Regions from separate parts of the Mus musculus genome. Here region 2 is linked to region 1. The links are chromatin loops, found by intact Hi-C in ENCODE. Cell type or tissue: left cerebral cortex. All regions are shown on one strand.

Region 1 (8,000 bases):
TTTCACCCAGCACTCAGGAGGCAGAGGCAGGTGGATCTCTGAATACAAGGGCAGCCTGGTCTAAAGATAGAGTTTCAGGACAGCCAGAGCTACACAGAGAAATTCTGTCCTGAAAAACCAACCAACCAACCAACCAACTGAAAACAAAAACAAAAGAGAAAGAAAGGAAACAGATCTAGCTGAGCATGTTGCCCTGTAATCCTAGCATTCAGAAGGCTGAGGCAGGAGGATTGCTAGTTTGAGGATAGCCTGGACTGCATAGTAAGAGCCTGTCTGTCCTCTTTCCTCCGACAGTGTAGCAGCTGACTGGTGCTCAAATTCCTGTAAATAACCCCTATCTGTGTTCCCGTAAGCAGCTCTAAGGAAACTCAGGGTCCCTAAAAGGGGGTGGGGATAGAAGAGGGATTGCTTGGTAAAAGGAAGTGGAGCAGCAGAAGTGAGAGCTGGATGAAAGGAGGGGACCTGGGGAAGTATGATCAAAATACATTAGATGCATGTATGAGGATGTCATAGTGAATCCATTGTTGTGTATAATTACATGTTAACAGAAAACATTAAGGAAACGACACATGAGGGCTGGTTAGATGGCGCATCTGGTATAGGTGACTGCCACCAAGCCTAACGATCTGAGTTGGAACCCTCCGTTGCACTGGTGGAAGGAGAGAGATGAATTTGGCAAGCTTTTTGCCATGTGCCAAGGGCAAGGGTGTGCCCACACACAATAAGTAAATGAATGTAATAAAGACACGCATGCAAGATGCAGTTCAGTTGGTAGAGTGTTTGCCTAGCATGCACAAAGCCCTAGATTCAGTCCCCAGCATCACATAAACATATATATACACACACACACACACATACATATATATTCCCATGAGATGAGAAGCTCAAAGTCATCCGTAGCTATATGGCTGTATAAGGCTAGCCCAGGTCAAGGCCACACATACAAACACACACCATTAAGGCCCTTGAATGACCAAGCAGCACTGGACTATGGGCTTTATATATGCTATGCTGGTTAATTTCCATCAAGCACACCGTGAAGCTTTAACTATTACTTCTCGTTGATAGGTGAGGGACTTTATGTGCCAGAGGGGCTTGTGTTCAGTCAGGACCTCAAAACTAATAAATGACTGTGTAGGGCACTGAACCCAGACTTGTCTTAGAGACAAACTCACACTTTTAAAACAGGTACTAAGAAATTCTAGGGTGTTCCTCCTGTTTTTCTGTCTACTTGTAAATTCTATTCAAAACTCGAGTTTTGCCAGATGTGGTGAGGCACACTTATAGTCACAGCATTTGAGAGGCAGAGGCAGGACGTCTGTAAAAGCCAGGCTGGGTTACATAAGACCCTGTCTTAAAAAACACGTAAGTCAGTTCCCCGAGCAGATGGAAGCCCCCGGGCTTGATCTGTTGGGCCATAAAAGCCAGACCAACCCAACTTCTGCTTGGGGTTTTTTTTTGGGGGGGGGATGGTTCAATGGAAGAGTTAGGCCTTGAACTTAACCCCCCAGAGCTACAACAAACAAAACAGCAACTCTAAGCCTTCTATAAAGCCTTCCCTAATTAATTCCACCCAGTTCTAAACACCCATTACTTCATCCACTCAGCTTGCACACTGTTAATTCATTCGAATATGTTTATCTTTGTTTTATAGCTGTAAAACTTGCAAACGGTCTCAGATGCTGTGTGGCTTGTCTTGGTTGCTCCAGCACCTGGGATCATCCTCTAGGGCAGGGCTGGAGGTTCCTTAACGAGGGAGGTCTTAATGAAGAGGGCCAGACTGAGCTCTGCTGAGAATCCTGCATGTTGCAGTTGATCTTAAGGGGAAGGGGTGTGTCTGGTTTTACATGTTGAGCAAGTGTGCTGTGGGTGGGGTGCTGTCCAAGAGATGCTCACCCACTGTAGCATGGCCTCTGTCCCCATGACTTAGACTTAATGACATGTGCACTCCCATCTTGGTGCTGTGCCAGCATGCTCTCCCTCTTTCCTGGGATGCAGGAGGTTGCCGGGGAGGTGTGGGTGTTTCTGGTAGCGGGGAGGGACAGATGGGGAAAGCTGTTGCCTGGATGTATTTTGAGAAATCTAGGGTGAGTTAAACAGCGTCCAGTCTTGTCCAGCATGTCCGACTGCTGCTAAATGCAGCCGAGGAAGATCTCTGGCTTATTCCTCAACTCACCAAATTCCTGTGAGACCCTTTCTTCTCAGAGCCATTTCCTAAAGTGGACTCAGTTTTACTGAGATAGTCCTCTGGGGTCTGAATCTGGTTGAGGCTCTATGACTTAAGTCTGAAATCTACAGAGCCATGTTGGGCTATGTTGAGTCTTGCAGCCCAAAGCTACCGTTTCTCTGAGCTATTTCCTGCCTCTGGTGTAGGACAGGTCATTTTCTTTACCTCAGTCAGGGTTCTCCCTACAAGGACTAGGACTGAAACTATCCTGCTGTTCTCAGACCCCAATGGGTGGCTTTGTCCAGGGTCTGGTGACGATGCTCAGGCTCTGGAAGATGTCTCAAGGCCAGTGGCCCAGATCCTAGCAAGCGTCTCTCTGCTGGCAAGACTGAGGCCTGAGAAGGCAGGGGCTCTGAGTTTTCAGGAAGGTTTTGTGGGCTTCCAGCCCATCGTGTACTTTATGGAGGAGAGTCAGTTTACCCTTCCCATCAGCGGTAGGAAACTATTTCCTTGTAGGAATTAGACCCCCACGGGTCAAATGTTCTGTGCTCTTTCAAGCCCCAGGAAATCTGGTCTGAACCAGCCATATTCAAGAAGCCCACACACTTCCTTCTATTGCTTATGGCTCTGTCTCGGGTGCTAGTTTTATGTATTCACTGAGGTAAGAGGGGGCAAGGGACCACGTGGGCAGCTCTGAGCTCTGAACATGATGTTTGTTTCTGAGGCTGATGGTCAGTGGGGCGGGTCCCCCAGGGGCAGGGAACATTTTGCTAGGCTTGGATTAACTTGTGTTGCTTCGCCCCACCCCAGCACCATATTAACTTAAAATGACATCCTGGAGTGTGTGGTGTGTGTGTGTGTGTGTGAGGGGTGTGGGGGTGGCTGAAGGGAAGACAGGATGGATGGAGGGGTTCAGGACATCAACTGAGAAATGGAGCTGGAGAGTAATGACAAGGACGGCTGCCAGGTCACTGCCCACAGCGAGTCTTCCCGGGACAGAGACATTAGCACTACAGAGAGTCTAACAACCATGCCCAAACCCTCTGCTCTTCCTCCTCAGGAGCTAGGGCTTGTTCTGGTCCTGGGGATTCTCACGAGTGTCTTTAGTACAGACTGAGACCTTCAGAAAGTATGGCCTCCTGGGAGCAGTTGAGGAGGTGGCTGGGGTGGGCCAGGTAAAGATGGGCTCCAGGGTCTCAGGTTGCCAATCTGGACAAATAAGACAGAAGAGGGGCAGTCCAGTGTGGCTTGAGTCAACAGAGTGAGAAGGCAGGGGGACAGGAGAGGAAGGTCCGCTTTTTGGTTCTCAGGCAGTCTCTGCCATCCTCCACTTGTTCAAGTCCAGAGTCCCACCCGAGAGGAGGATCACGTGACCCTGGCTTTATATAATCTCCCTGTCACTGAACAGCTGGAACCCAAGGCTTCAGAACATGAGTCAGCAACCCCAGTGACAGACAGGACCCAGAGACTCAGATTCCATCACTCAGAAGCAGTTCCCCGAGCAGAGAGGAAGGGGCACATAAGATTGTGTGTGCGAACGCCAGGGAACAGCCTAGGTCGGACGTGGGGGGGGGGGAGGGGGGGAGAAGGGGGGACACGACTCAGTCCCTGCCTCTGTGTGGAAGAGGCAGGTTCCTAGCCTGCTGACTATGCTTGGAAGGGCCCTGGGCCAACCCGTGGCTCTTCTTGGGGAGAGGAGGTGAGGCCTGGGAGGGGCAAGTGCGCGGCCTGAGGCCAGCAGGCATCGTGCCAGGGCTGGCCACAGAGCAGCTGGGGGGGTGGATCATAGGAGGATTAGGAGGGATTGTAGGGTTAAAGCACAGGCCTGGCAGTGCTCAGTGGGAACAGCTTGTCCTTCCATAGGCCCCAGGAACAGAAGAGGTGGGGCGAGGGGGAACTGACGGGTTGGTGCTCTCTGGCTCTCTGGCTCTAGGCGCTCTGCAGGGCTGAGCCACCTGGGCTGGCTTGCAAATCCTCCCTAGAAGAGCAAAACACCTTGGTGGCTCCTGGCTCATCGCCCTGCATTTTCAGGGAAAGTGGGGCCTCAGGGGGTTGACCCTCAGAGCCCCAGGGCCGAGTTGCACCTTCACCGACTTCATGCCGGTGGTGCCTCCATTACACATGCTCAATGGAGCCTGTGAAGCTCCAAGCTCAGGTTGGCCGTTACTGTCTTATTGGCTGGAGATGCCTCCACCTTCATTACTTGGTTTGAGCCTTGTGGCAGTCCTGTGAGGAGGGCAGGGCAGGTGCCATCGTTCACTTTATAGAGGAGGAAATCCGTCCGAGCTGATAGGTATCCAAGGTTAAAAGGTAAGACTGTGCCTCTCAGAGGTCACGGGCAGTCTGTCTCGGCCTCAGGTGACCTCTCCCTTCCCTACCTCGGAAGACACACACACCCAGGCCTGCCTCCTGGTGTAACCAAGTAGGCATGGATTTCCTGAAGTGAACTCAAGGCAGAGGCTGGCCTGCACCTCTCTCGTCTCCTAAAGCCAGGAGCAAAGATGACCGACCTTTACTGAGTCCCTACTATGTGTCAGGCTCTTTCACAGTAATTTATGAAGTAGAAACTATGAGTGCTTTCATTTTACAGAAGAGCAAACAGACTTAGGAGTTAAGGAAACTGCCCGAGAAAGCCAGGTGAATGGCACAGAGTTCTCAGTTCCCCAGAGGTGTGCATGGTACAGAGTTCAGAGCTAGAAAACAGCACTGTGAGAAGAAGCCACACTTTTTTTTTTAAAGAAGCCATCCTGGGAGAACAGAACTTATGGAGAAGCTTGTGATGGGGCAGATTTCAAGGCACCCAAAAAGTTGCTCTCACTTCCTTAGGATACAATCAACCCCTGGAAGCGAGCATAAGAGGGCCAAGGTGAAGTGATGGTCTCGGGGCAGTGAGACCGTAGAGGTCTCTCCTGGTTGGTGGTACTGTACTGAGCAGAGCTCAGGATGAAATGCTAGCTTGGCTTTAGGGCACTCCTGACCACCTAACAGTTCTGTGCCTTGCTTCTAGGCCAGAGGGATGCAGGTTCTGGCGACTGAGTTTGCTCAGGGTATTTGCTACCTCGTTGAGATCCTTTCTGAAAACAACTCTCTCCGGCCCTGGGCTGGGGTAGGGCCAGGTGTCCCCAGGAGAAATGAAGGGAAAGGGGACAGCAGACTTCAGGAAGAGCAGTAAGTAGCTGGCTGTGAGGAAGATGACAGATAACAGCAGCTGCTGGGAGTCTGGAGTGTATTGCAGCCTTTGGCCCAGACAACCTGAAAAGCCTGTAACAGGCAGATCTTAAGGCACTGCCCTGAGAGCGTTTGCTCCAGAGGGTCTGGGGGACTGTTAAGCCCATAGGTGATTCTACTGCCACCGAATGCCTGCGGACCCCACAGAGAAGCATGCGTGTACAAGAAGACTTCCTTTCTTCCGAGCAAAGGAAGAGCCGGCAGAGGCTCCCTCCACTGAGAGGAGCCTTTTCATTGCCCATCACCTCTATGAACAACTCTGGACGTGTCGAGAATGGACCCTACAGCGTCCTGTGCCTGTAGCCAACCCTGATGGCTAGAGTCTGAATGTCCTGTGAGACACAGCTTTTGTATCTTCCATGGTACTTCCCAGGTGGCCCAAAACAGTTCAAGTGATACTATCAAAGTTGTCCCAAGGCCCTTTGTCATGACACACTTTAGCCTATGACCCAGCTATGATCCCTAGTCCTGAACAAGCTCTCTAAAGCACTATTTCATGCTATGGCATAGCTTGCTTGCCTTTACAAAAGACATATGCTCTATAAGGAGGGGTACATAAGGAAACAGAGAACACAGCATCCAATCCTCTTACCCACACGCTTGTCTACCTATGTGTTCTTCTGCCCATCAATCCACCACCCCACCCCCACCCCAGTCTAATCACCCATCCATCCATCCATGCAATCAGCAGGTCAGCTGAGCCCCGAGTTGCCAGAGGCACAGGGGAAGGAGTAGAGATACAATCACTTTAAATCTCCAAGAGCTCGCCACCTATTGGACACACGGATAACTACAGGAGAGGAGAGGAGTCACTGCCCCAGGGAGGCGTGTTCAGGGATTAGATGTGAGGGAGACCATGCCAGCCCTTGGTTAATCTCCAACAGAGCCTCTCCCCTCATTCCAGCCCAGGCAAGCTGGAGCACTGAGGTATTAGATCATCTCTATCTCTGGACAAAAGACTCTACACTATTTTCTCCAAAGATACAAACCTATTCTCCAGATACCCTGAACTTAAGCTGCCGGCATCAGGGGAAGAGTCCTGCTACTCCTAATATCTCATGCCTGGACAGGAAGAGAACCATCCAGAGCAGGGATCGGGGTGGGAGGATGGCTCTCTCTCCACAGGTAACATGGTGATCACACTTCTACTGTGGCATCCAGCCCTGGATGGACCAGAGCCCACAGGGGAAGACCCTGACATTTTGGATGGGAGATCAGAGAATGAGAAGAACAGCAGACAGGGGGGGCTGAACCTCCTAGAGCACCTTTGGATCATTCCCACGTGTGTAGGTCTCTGAAGCACGGGCCAGCCCCTTCCCCATGGCTCTGAGCCATGGAGCCACCAAGTCATGCTTTGATCATCGTGGAAGATGATCTCTGCTGCTTGTCCGCCACCAATCGTCAGTCAGGTTGGGAGTTCTGTTCCTAGCCTGGCTCTTTGTAACACGGGGCTGTCTCCCCAGTCCCTCACTGGATCCCCAAGAGTAAACTCACCATGGTGTCTCGCCCTGGAGAACTGGAGCGGCTGGGCCCAGAGGCCTGGCCCTTGCTCTTCTCCCACAGTGTGTAACGGCCACTTGGTCGGTAGGTGGGACTGAGGACTTCAGGGACTCGGGAGGGAGGAGGGGCTTGCGTGAGCACCTGTGGTGCACTGCCCTTTCGACCATAGTTCTCCAGATAGTCTGTTAGGTACTCAGAACGGCTGGCTGCTTGGTAGAGGCCCTGCAGGGCACAGAGCTCCTTACGCGTGCGGGCCAGCATGGGGCTGCGACCCAGGTTTCCAGGGTCTATCCTAAAGCCCTCTGAGGTCCGGTAGCCATCTGAAGTCCGGTAGCCATCTGAAGTCCGGAGGCTGGAGAAATCCCGGGCCAGGTCTGATTGGCTGTTCGATTTCTTCTGGCTCAGGGTCACCCCCTGGTCTCTGGCATTCATGGGCAGGTAGCTGAGGGAGTTGCTGGAAACTCCATAAGAAAATCCACTGCCTCCGTTGAGTCCACTGCCCGAGGGCCTTTCATTGCCACGGGTCTGGCTCTCTGACCGCTTACTACTCCCAATGATGTCAGATCTCAGCAGGGGGCGGCCCCTGTCACAGTCCAGAATGGAGGAGGGGCCGTAGGTGCGGGGCCGTGGGAGGAAGCTGGTGGGGGAGACCGGCTTGAAACCAAGTTTTTCCTTCTCCAGGAAGGAGGCGGCCAGGTTGGCCCCATAGGAAGAAGGGGTGTAGGTGCCATAGCCCGGTTTGGCATAGGGGGCATCTGTGTAGCGGGACGATTCTGTATAGCGCTTCAGGGTGGAGGAGAGCTGGGACATCCTTCAGGGTGGTACTCAGTGGGTACTGGGAGCCTCATGGGCTGAAAGACAAGGAAAGCAGCTGTCAAGGGCTCTGCGAAGCACCAGGCCCATCCTGTGCTCATTCTTTATGCCAGCTGGGCCAGGACCTTAGGGCTCAACAGGGACCACTTGGGGCCTGCCTATAATAGGCTGGCTAGCTCCAGAGAAACACACATGCAAACAGGTATGTATATGGGTGGGTGTACCCATGTACCCACAAGAACAACCAGCAAAAGGCACAGCCTCTCCACTTCCCCAGCCCTCTACATCAGAG
Region 2 (8,000 bases), 530 kb after region 1:
TGTGGGGAGTGAGGGTGCCAACAGAAACCCACAACTCTGCCCACATGGTGACAACACCAGGGCTTGGACCCTGTCTGAGCCAGTCCTTGGAGAGGCAAAGCGGGAAGAGAGGCACCGTTATCTCACCCTATGTGGCCCAAATCAGGTCCCAACACTGCCTCTACTGTGGGCATCACTGATCACTGATCCAGTTGTTTCTTTTCTCCCCGCCGTCTCCTGGAGAAATCCCAGCCATCCACGCTGAGCCAGTTCTAATGATACGTGCCAGTAAAGGGTGTAGTGTGGCCCAGAGGACTTGAAATGGCAGGTAATCTCTCACTCAGACTCCCTTCCTATGCTAGCTTTATGGTATTTTCTGGACGTGGCCTTCACAGTGGTGTTCAAAGTCTAGGGAAGTAAGACTTGGCAGAAGGTGAGAGACTACCATCCAGCCCCGGACCTTTCACCCTGTCTTGCAGTCCACACTGGGATGCAGATACCTTGCCATTAGGGGCAGAGGAGAGCAGTTGTTCAATGAACTTTCCTTGGTGTCTCATTAAGGGGCTGAGATGGGGACAATATAATGAATTCCCACCCCCAACACATCCTTTATTGCCCTGCTTCTCCATCCTGCCACAGTGTTAACCTGAGTCTTTGGGCTAAACCCAGCCAGTGGGGGTGCCTTCAGGAGAACTGAAGAGAGAAGAGAGGGGCTGTTTATTTCCCCAATGCCCTGTTTGTCCACAGTTTGAATGGCATAATCCATGTATTGAAGGTTACTGTCCTGTCCAAGAGACCTGTATTTTACAAAGGATCTGGGGACATCTTCTTCCCCTTGCCTTCTCTGCTCAAGATGGTGGCTTTCATAGTCTGCTCTTGTCATTGGACGATCTTTTCTATTCTCCCCAGCCACCTTCCTGGGCATGCCACCTGTGTCTACCAGGACCCTCCCCAGTAGGCACAGTGTCAAGCATAGCTGTAGACTTACCAAGAGAGCAAGATAGGCTCTGCGCCCCCAGTAGCCTTAAGCTCCCAGCCAGGGAGGAGAAGGTGAGGTTGAGAGCTGAGATTCCATCTCTGTACCACTGTAGGCCAGTAAAGAAAGCTTTAAGAAGTCACTTAGAGCCAGGTGGAGTGGCACATGTCGTTAATCTCAGCACTTGAGAGGCAGAGCTAGGTGGAGTTTGAAGTCAGCCTGGTCCTCATAATGAGTTCCAGGAAACCCATGGCTACGTAGAAAGACAAAAAATAAAATAGAATAAAATAAAATAAAATAAGAAAGGAAAAGAAAAGAAAAGAAAGCCCTTTACAAAAAGACAATGTTGTCACTACATTGTGGCTCAGATCAGTCTTTAATTAAAATTCTGTAACACTAAAGATTGACCTCTGGTGGTCTCTACATGCAATGACATACAGCATACAGCATATGCCATTGCATGTATGTGCAAGTGTATGTGCATGGGGATGGGGAGAGAGGGAGAGGGAGAGGGAGAGGGAGAGGGAGAGGGAGAGGGAGAGGGAGAGGGAGAGGGAGAGGGAGAGGGAGAGGGAGAGGGAGAGGGAGAGGGAGAGGGAGAGGGAGAGGGAGGGAGAGACCCAGAGCTAACTGTGGTTTGGGGAGCCCCAGCATATCTTGAACACTGGAAGGACTGTTAGAGGTTGACTGTAATTGAATTGCCTCCAAAGATTCCATCATTGCCTGAGAATCATCCCAGGCAGACCATGTGGATTGCTCTAGAATTGACTACGTGGGAGTTGTGAGAGGCGGTAGGGAGCCATTGTCCTATCAGGAACCTGTGTGATGGAGGTTCCCCAGGTAACTTCTCTAAGAGCACACAAAATCCCTCTGTAAGCTGTATTTAGGCATCTCCCTGGCTATTTGATAGCCACAGAGAACTATCAGAAGTTTGAACTCAGCTAAAGCTCTTCTTTCTCCTGTCAGCCCCCAGAGTAGCAAGGCAAAGAGGCACAGCAGAAGGAAAGATAGAAGGAAAGGTAGAGGAGGCTAGCCCCTTCCTGCTGCAGGGCCTCTGGCTCTGGGTCTGAGGCAGGCTGGGGGCTGGGAGACTCTTCTCATTAGGCAAGAGGAATGAGTTCTGTCCTAGGTTGAGCTTGCTTTCTTTTGTAAATGACACACGGTAATTGTACATATTTATGGGTGGTATGATATTTCAATACATGTGTACCACTTGTAATGATCAGATCCTAGTAATTGGCAGATCCATCACTTCAGACATTTATTGTTTCTCTGCGATGAAAACATTCACAATCCTCTCTACTAGATACTTGGAAATATTCAATTAGTAGCCAACTCCAGCCATCTGACTGTGACATAGAACGCCAGGAGTTATTCTTCCTATCCGGTTGCACCTGTGAACACCCCCACCCCCACCCCACCCCTTGCTCGCTCCCTCTTTCCGGTCTGGAAACCATTTCCATGCCTATGAGTCGAACTCTTTTAGTTTCACATATAAGTGAGGATATGCTGCATGTATCTGGAACCGGACTTGTAATAACTGGAAGGGCAAACCCGGACAACACCAGACTGATTGAAAGGTTGGAGGGTCTTCATCCCGCCAGTGGAGGTGAGGAGGCCACCGTGGAGACCAGGTGTGAGTAGTGGACGAAATAAGGAGAGGGAAGGCTGTTTCCTCATTTCACCCGGGCTGAGCCAGGGAGTTAATGCATTGGCTTTGGATCCAGTTAAGTTCTTGGAACTCTGCAGGTCTGCAGATAAAGTAGAAATATAAAAGCAAAATAATATACTGCATAAAAACAAGTAGAACGGGTCACAGTGACACCAACAGAGAAACACAATGCTGGATGGAAATGGACGGATCACAACCTGTCCCCTGAGCCGTGCGTGTGGGACTCCCAGCCTTTTCTGAGCAGGGGCTGTGTTAGCACTCCCGGAAAATGTTCGTCTCAGACAGAGATACAAAGCGGAAGAGGGTCCAGCTCTTGCTCGTAGTCTGTCATATCCTGCTCATTATGATCCCCTCAGTGGTCAGCTCCTTAGAGCAGAATCCACAGAAGATCATCTTGTAGACATTTCCTGAGGATTAACAGTAGGGCATGCTCCACATTGGCCACTGGGAGACCCAACATATCCCAAGTCACATAGTTTTGAGACCCTGTTGGACTCATGGCAGTCTAGCAGTAAAAAAACAAAATTTAGAGTTGGGAAAATGGTTCTGTGAGTCAAGTGCTCAGTGTACAAGCATAAGGCTGGGAGTTTAAGCCCCAGGACCCACGTGCACGCCAGGCATGGTGGTGAGTACCCGCAACCCCAGATCTGGGAAGCAGAAACAAGCAGATTCCAAGGGTGAAATGATGAGCTCTAGGCTCAGTGAAAAGCCAATTTCAAACACTAAGTGGAAAAAGAAAGTGAAGAAGAGCTTGGGTGGCAACCTTAGGCCCCCATACCTGCCCACATGGGCTTGCATACCCACGAGGTAGGATCTTATGGGAGACATGGCATCTACTGAATCCTTGCTTGGCCAGGACTGGCTTTACTGTACCTCTTTGAGATTTATTTTCTGAACATCTGCAAAAGCCCTACTGTGTGCTGGATATGGACGAATGTAGCAAGGTGTAAAATCCCATGCTCAGCTTTGATCGGCATGGGGGGTGGATTTGACCTGCTCTCTTCCCAACCTGGGCCAGTTCACCTCTCTTTGGACAACCTGGTGCTTCCCATGTCGACATCTCATGCTTATCTTTGAAGGATTTGATACATAGAGCTAAAGTTGAACCAACTAGCCACTGGGAACAGTCACAGAGAAGGCAGAGGCAGTGGAGGCCTGTGCATGGTGGTAGGTTGGTCCAAGGTTGGTAAGCTATGCTTACCATGGGAAGTGCTCAAGTAGAGAAGGCTAACTCTCCAGGCCAAAGGAGCAGCTAGAAGCAATACAAGGGTCCTGCCTGGAAACAATCAGTACCATGAGCCTGGCTGTGGTCAGGGGTCTGCACAGAGCGATAGGTCATGGACCATCTTACTAGCAAATGCCTCAAAGCTTAGACATCATTCTTTAGGGAAGTAGTGAAAGGTTTTAACTGGGGGCATACTGTCAGTAAATCTGCATTTGGGCAAGGTACACTCAGAGGATGGGTAGACCATGGGTTGTCAGGGAGCACAGGAAGTGGGAAGACCACCAGGACTCTTCAACAGGCCTTAATGTCGCATTGGGATACGGAGGTGAAGCTCAGAAGTTCCTAGAGGAGCATTGAACAGGATGGACAGATGGGCCGGGGGCAAGGGCTCAGAGGGGGAGGCATAAGGCTAGCCCTCGGGACTCCAGCTTGAGAGGAGTGGCTGGTGGAGAGCTGAGGAACCCCACTTTAGCTGGCTCAGGTTTGAACCCCTTCTGCCCAGGATCTGATTCCCAACATAGTTATGCAGGCCAGCATGCTCCTGCACTCAGAGCTATCCAGGCTAACGTCCCTACAACCATGGTGAGGACTGGTCCACCACACTAAGACTCACGTAAGTCTCCTACTCAGCTCAACTTCCACCAGCAGGCCTGGAAGCTGCAACGGAGTTTCAAGAAAACCTCATTTTCCTCTTGGAAAGCAGCCTTTGCAAACAGAGCAGTGCTTAACGGAGAAGATATTTAGATCTGTGTATCACTTGTAAGGTGCGTAGCTCCCCGTGGTGACATTTTAATGGCCAGGGGCATGGGGAGGAAGGTAAATATTCTTTACCTTTGTTGCAGCCCGGGAATTCTCCTCATTTGTCAGCTATGATTAGCTGCTACCCTTCTGGTCCCATTGTTATTCAGGTCCCTGCTTGTCACAGTCACACCCCTTCGGATGCTCATGTCTTGCTTTCTCTCCAGCTCTCTCTCCCTCTGGTGGCACCCTGACTGGCTAGTAATTTATGTATGACAATATGAGACTAATTCGGTTATTATGTCAAAGGGAAATTGAATCTGGGGTTTTAGTGCCGCATCTGGGAGAAATCTTCCAATGAATCTAGAGTGGAGAAAAAAAGCCTCAGACTTCGATTCATCCGCTTGTCACCCTGTCGGCAAGATTAAGTCATTATAGAGGGCTAAGCTGGGCCAGAAATGGGACTGTAGAGGAAGGAGATAAAGGGAATGAGAAAGGGATGGGAGCAGGAACAGAGGGAAGAGAACCAGGGCAAGACTGGATCCGTGATGGGGAGCCTGGCAGGATGAAGGGCTCTGTGCCACTCTGCTCCTGGGACTCTCATGTTTATCCACAAGGCGGTCTGAGCAGTGTGACAGCTAAGGGACAGATGGACAGGGAGGAAGTTCAGTGGGAGGACATTTATGCAAACAGTAGCATGTCTCTGCTCCTGGGTGTCTTAAACACTGTGTGAGTTAAATCTGGCTTCCCAGTCCAACGTGGGATTGGAGGATTCTGTTGGCTGCCAAGTGAAACCGTGATATCTTTTCTTGGTAACTGGGCTTGGGCAAGGGGCTCTCAGGCTTCATACAGCAGCTGTGCTTAGGGTCATAAAGTCTGGAAAAGTCCTGGTGTAGGAGGAAACACCCTAATCTAAAAATTACCGCTGGCATTTACTCTGGTCAGGAAAGATGAGAGGGATTGCCTAAGTTGGTAGGAATGGAATAGGAGAGGACTTGACTCTCACGGTCTCTTAAAATATTTTATTAGACTGTTCTTTCCTTCAAGACACCCCAAATCTGCTTAATATGCCCAGTTCTTAATCGGACGAATCAATGATAGTTGTGTTCCATCCTCCTGCTCTGTGAAACAGGCTTCCTTCCCCCACCCCCTTATCCTCACAGGTCTCTCATTCTTGACACACACATTCTCCAAGACCCTTTCTTATCTGTGGGACCTTCCTTCCCCACAGGAAAGGCAGTGGGGGTTGGCAAGAGCGTTGCTGCATTTCTACCAAGACTTGGAGCTGCCCTATTAGTTTCTTTTTGGTCATTTTGGTGCCTGGCTTTGAGTGTTTTTCTGAACCCCAGTTTTTGCTTCTCATAAACTAGGACCACCCACTCACATGGGGAAACTGAATCGCATGGTTACCATAACTACAAGTTTCCCTTCCAGCCACAGGGGCATCATTCTTGCTTCCAAGAAACCATTAGCCGAGATCCTTCCTGCCCTGTGAGAAGATGATGAGGGTCATTTTGGCCATGCCCCTGCATCCAGGCAATATTCCAAGCACAGGAACAGAACAGGAACGAATTGAGCCTCTCTCTACCAATTTTCCTCCTCTTTCCTGGTTTCCCACAAAAAAATGAAACAACAACAACAACAACAAAAAAACTTCTTCTTCTTCTTTTTTTTTTTTTTTTTTTTTTTTTTAGAAAAAGGAGGACGTTCAAATGGGAACGAAAGAGTTCAAAATAACCCTCGGTTCTTAAATCACGTCAATTTGATTGTTTCTTCCAACACCCACACATCAGCTTTGACCAGACATCCACCTACCAGTACTTATGCAAAGATACTGGCAGCTGATGATAATCCAAGCAGCAGCATCTCAGCTCTCCAAGTGGCTTTGTTACCAACCCCTCTCTGCTCCTTGTGTCCCTGGAGTTGGCTCCTGTTTGAGGAGGGTCCTAATGCCCTCAGAAGGGGCATCAGCTGCTACCGCTCAGCACCTTCACCCCCCCTTACAAGCAAGACAGTGCACACATCTGTCCCACACCCCACCACAGCGGTTAATATTGTGGTGGTTTTGCTCATTTTGGATTGCGTCATCTCAAGGGTGATTATTAATAGATATTCAGAGTCCTGGGTCAGTGATGATAGACAGAGGATCTGGAAAAAGCCAAAGAACAGGGAGCCTTGCTAAGGGGAAGAGAAGGCATCTGTGTGAAGTCTAGGTACACTGTGCTGTACTAATGGTGGGGAAGAAAGTCACAACAGGAGAGAGACCTGCTCTGCAGGCTGCCAGCAGAGTGGACATGGCCAAGCCCCTGAAGAACAACTGACAACCTGCAGGGTTGTGAGGTAAGGAATTGCCTCACCTAATTCAGGTAAGCTGTGGGTTGCCAACTCGCCAAGGGAAAATAGGCCCCAGAAACCCTGCTGATTACAGTCACAACATTTGTTCCCAGGCACTGTGGGATCCCCACGTTATCAGGGTCATTATCAGGGGTCATTTCATTCATCCACCTGCCTCTGAGCACAGTTGCAGATAAAGAAGTCTGAAGAGCCAGTTTCAAGGGACAAGTGCTCTTTCTTCTAGAGTTCTCTGCACAAGAACAAGGACCATTTCCTACAGTCAAATGCTACAGTGCTGGCAGCCCCGGCCCCAGCCCCTGCTCTGGAAACCCTCCCTAGAGTGTCGTCCTGCAGATTAACCAGAAGAGCCCGGTCAGGTGGTCTGAACAGACAGGATGGTGATGCTTAGTGAGGGACCTCATGATGGCTCCTTCTCCTCACTTGGGCTGCTCACTGGCTCTGCTCCCAGGATGTCCCACAGGAAGACTCTAACCAGCTCTCAGCCACTTGTCAGTGTAGGGCCCCTGAGCCCTCAAAGCTCCTTGAAAGGGTCACTCAGGCTGCTTACTCCAAGACAAAGAGGCCACTTATGGGTCTTACAGACCAACCACTGGCTTGGGGGACAAATCCAGTATCTCTTGTCACCTGTCCCTGCAGTGGTCCAAGAGTCTCCACTTCACATACCTACTCCTAGCGGCAGTTTTGCAGGAGGCCAGGGGAACAGAACTGAGTTCACCAGGCAGGAAGAGAAGAAAGTGACCAAAAAAAAAAAAAAAATCATTAGGAAAGGCCCTTGGGGAATATTAGGCAAAGGCACCCAGGGCAGATGAAGAACAACCCTGCATTTAGAACCCAAGACTACTGAGCTGTGCTGTTGCCTTCTAGAGTCTGGGATAGTGTGGCTGGGGTAAGGAAGGGCCCGGAGGTAAAATGAAAGCTGAAGACGGAGGAGGGTGACATAGGGGAGAGGCAAGGTGCCAGACAATCTATTTCAGAGCAGGACTGATGCCCAGGAAGAAGAGACACCCAAATAAACTGAGACTCAAATTAGGGATGGATTGCATTAGGATCTGTTG

What was found. Peaks named below come from ENCODE experiments on the same cell type or tissue, not always from the same donor. Only the 100,000 strongest peaks of a DNase experiment are listed, where the experiment ranks them.
Region 2: it touches region 1 in a loop (6-fold over the local background); 3 of 42 quality-filtered maps call a loop at or near these places.

What each region holds. Positions count from the first base shown.
Region 1 is chr9:44,075,112-44,083,111 of GRCm38, reverse strand. It overlaps Usp2 (ubiquitin specific peptidase 2), which reads right to left. Exons shown (of 13, transcript NM_198092.2): 2 at 6,890-7,746. The coding sequence starts at 7,705. All of the region lies in intron 1 of Gm39325 (a long non-coding RNA gene), which reads left to right. Among named protein-coding and RNA genes, the nearest start is that of Gm39325, 5.9 kb to the left of the region's middle. In left cerebral cortex, CTCF peaks have their summits at 5,982 and 6,184; DNase peaks (open chromatin) are centred at 2,016, 3,567, 3,927, 6,180 and 2 more places; H3K27ac peaks cover 3,942 bases.
Region 2 is chr9:43,546,336-43,554,335 of GRCm38, reverse strand. No RefSeq gene overlaps it. Among named protein-coding and RNA genes, the nearest start is that of Gm36855, 29 kb to the right of the region's middle. In left cerebral cortex, CTCF peaks have their summits at 1,355 (motif pointing left) and 4,846 (motif pointing left); DNase peaks (open chromatin) are centred at 5,289, 5,919, 6,380, 7,914 and 1 more place; H3K27ac peaks cover 1,032 bases.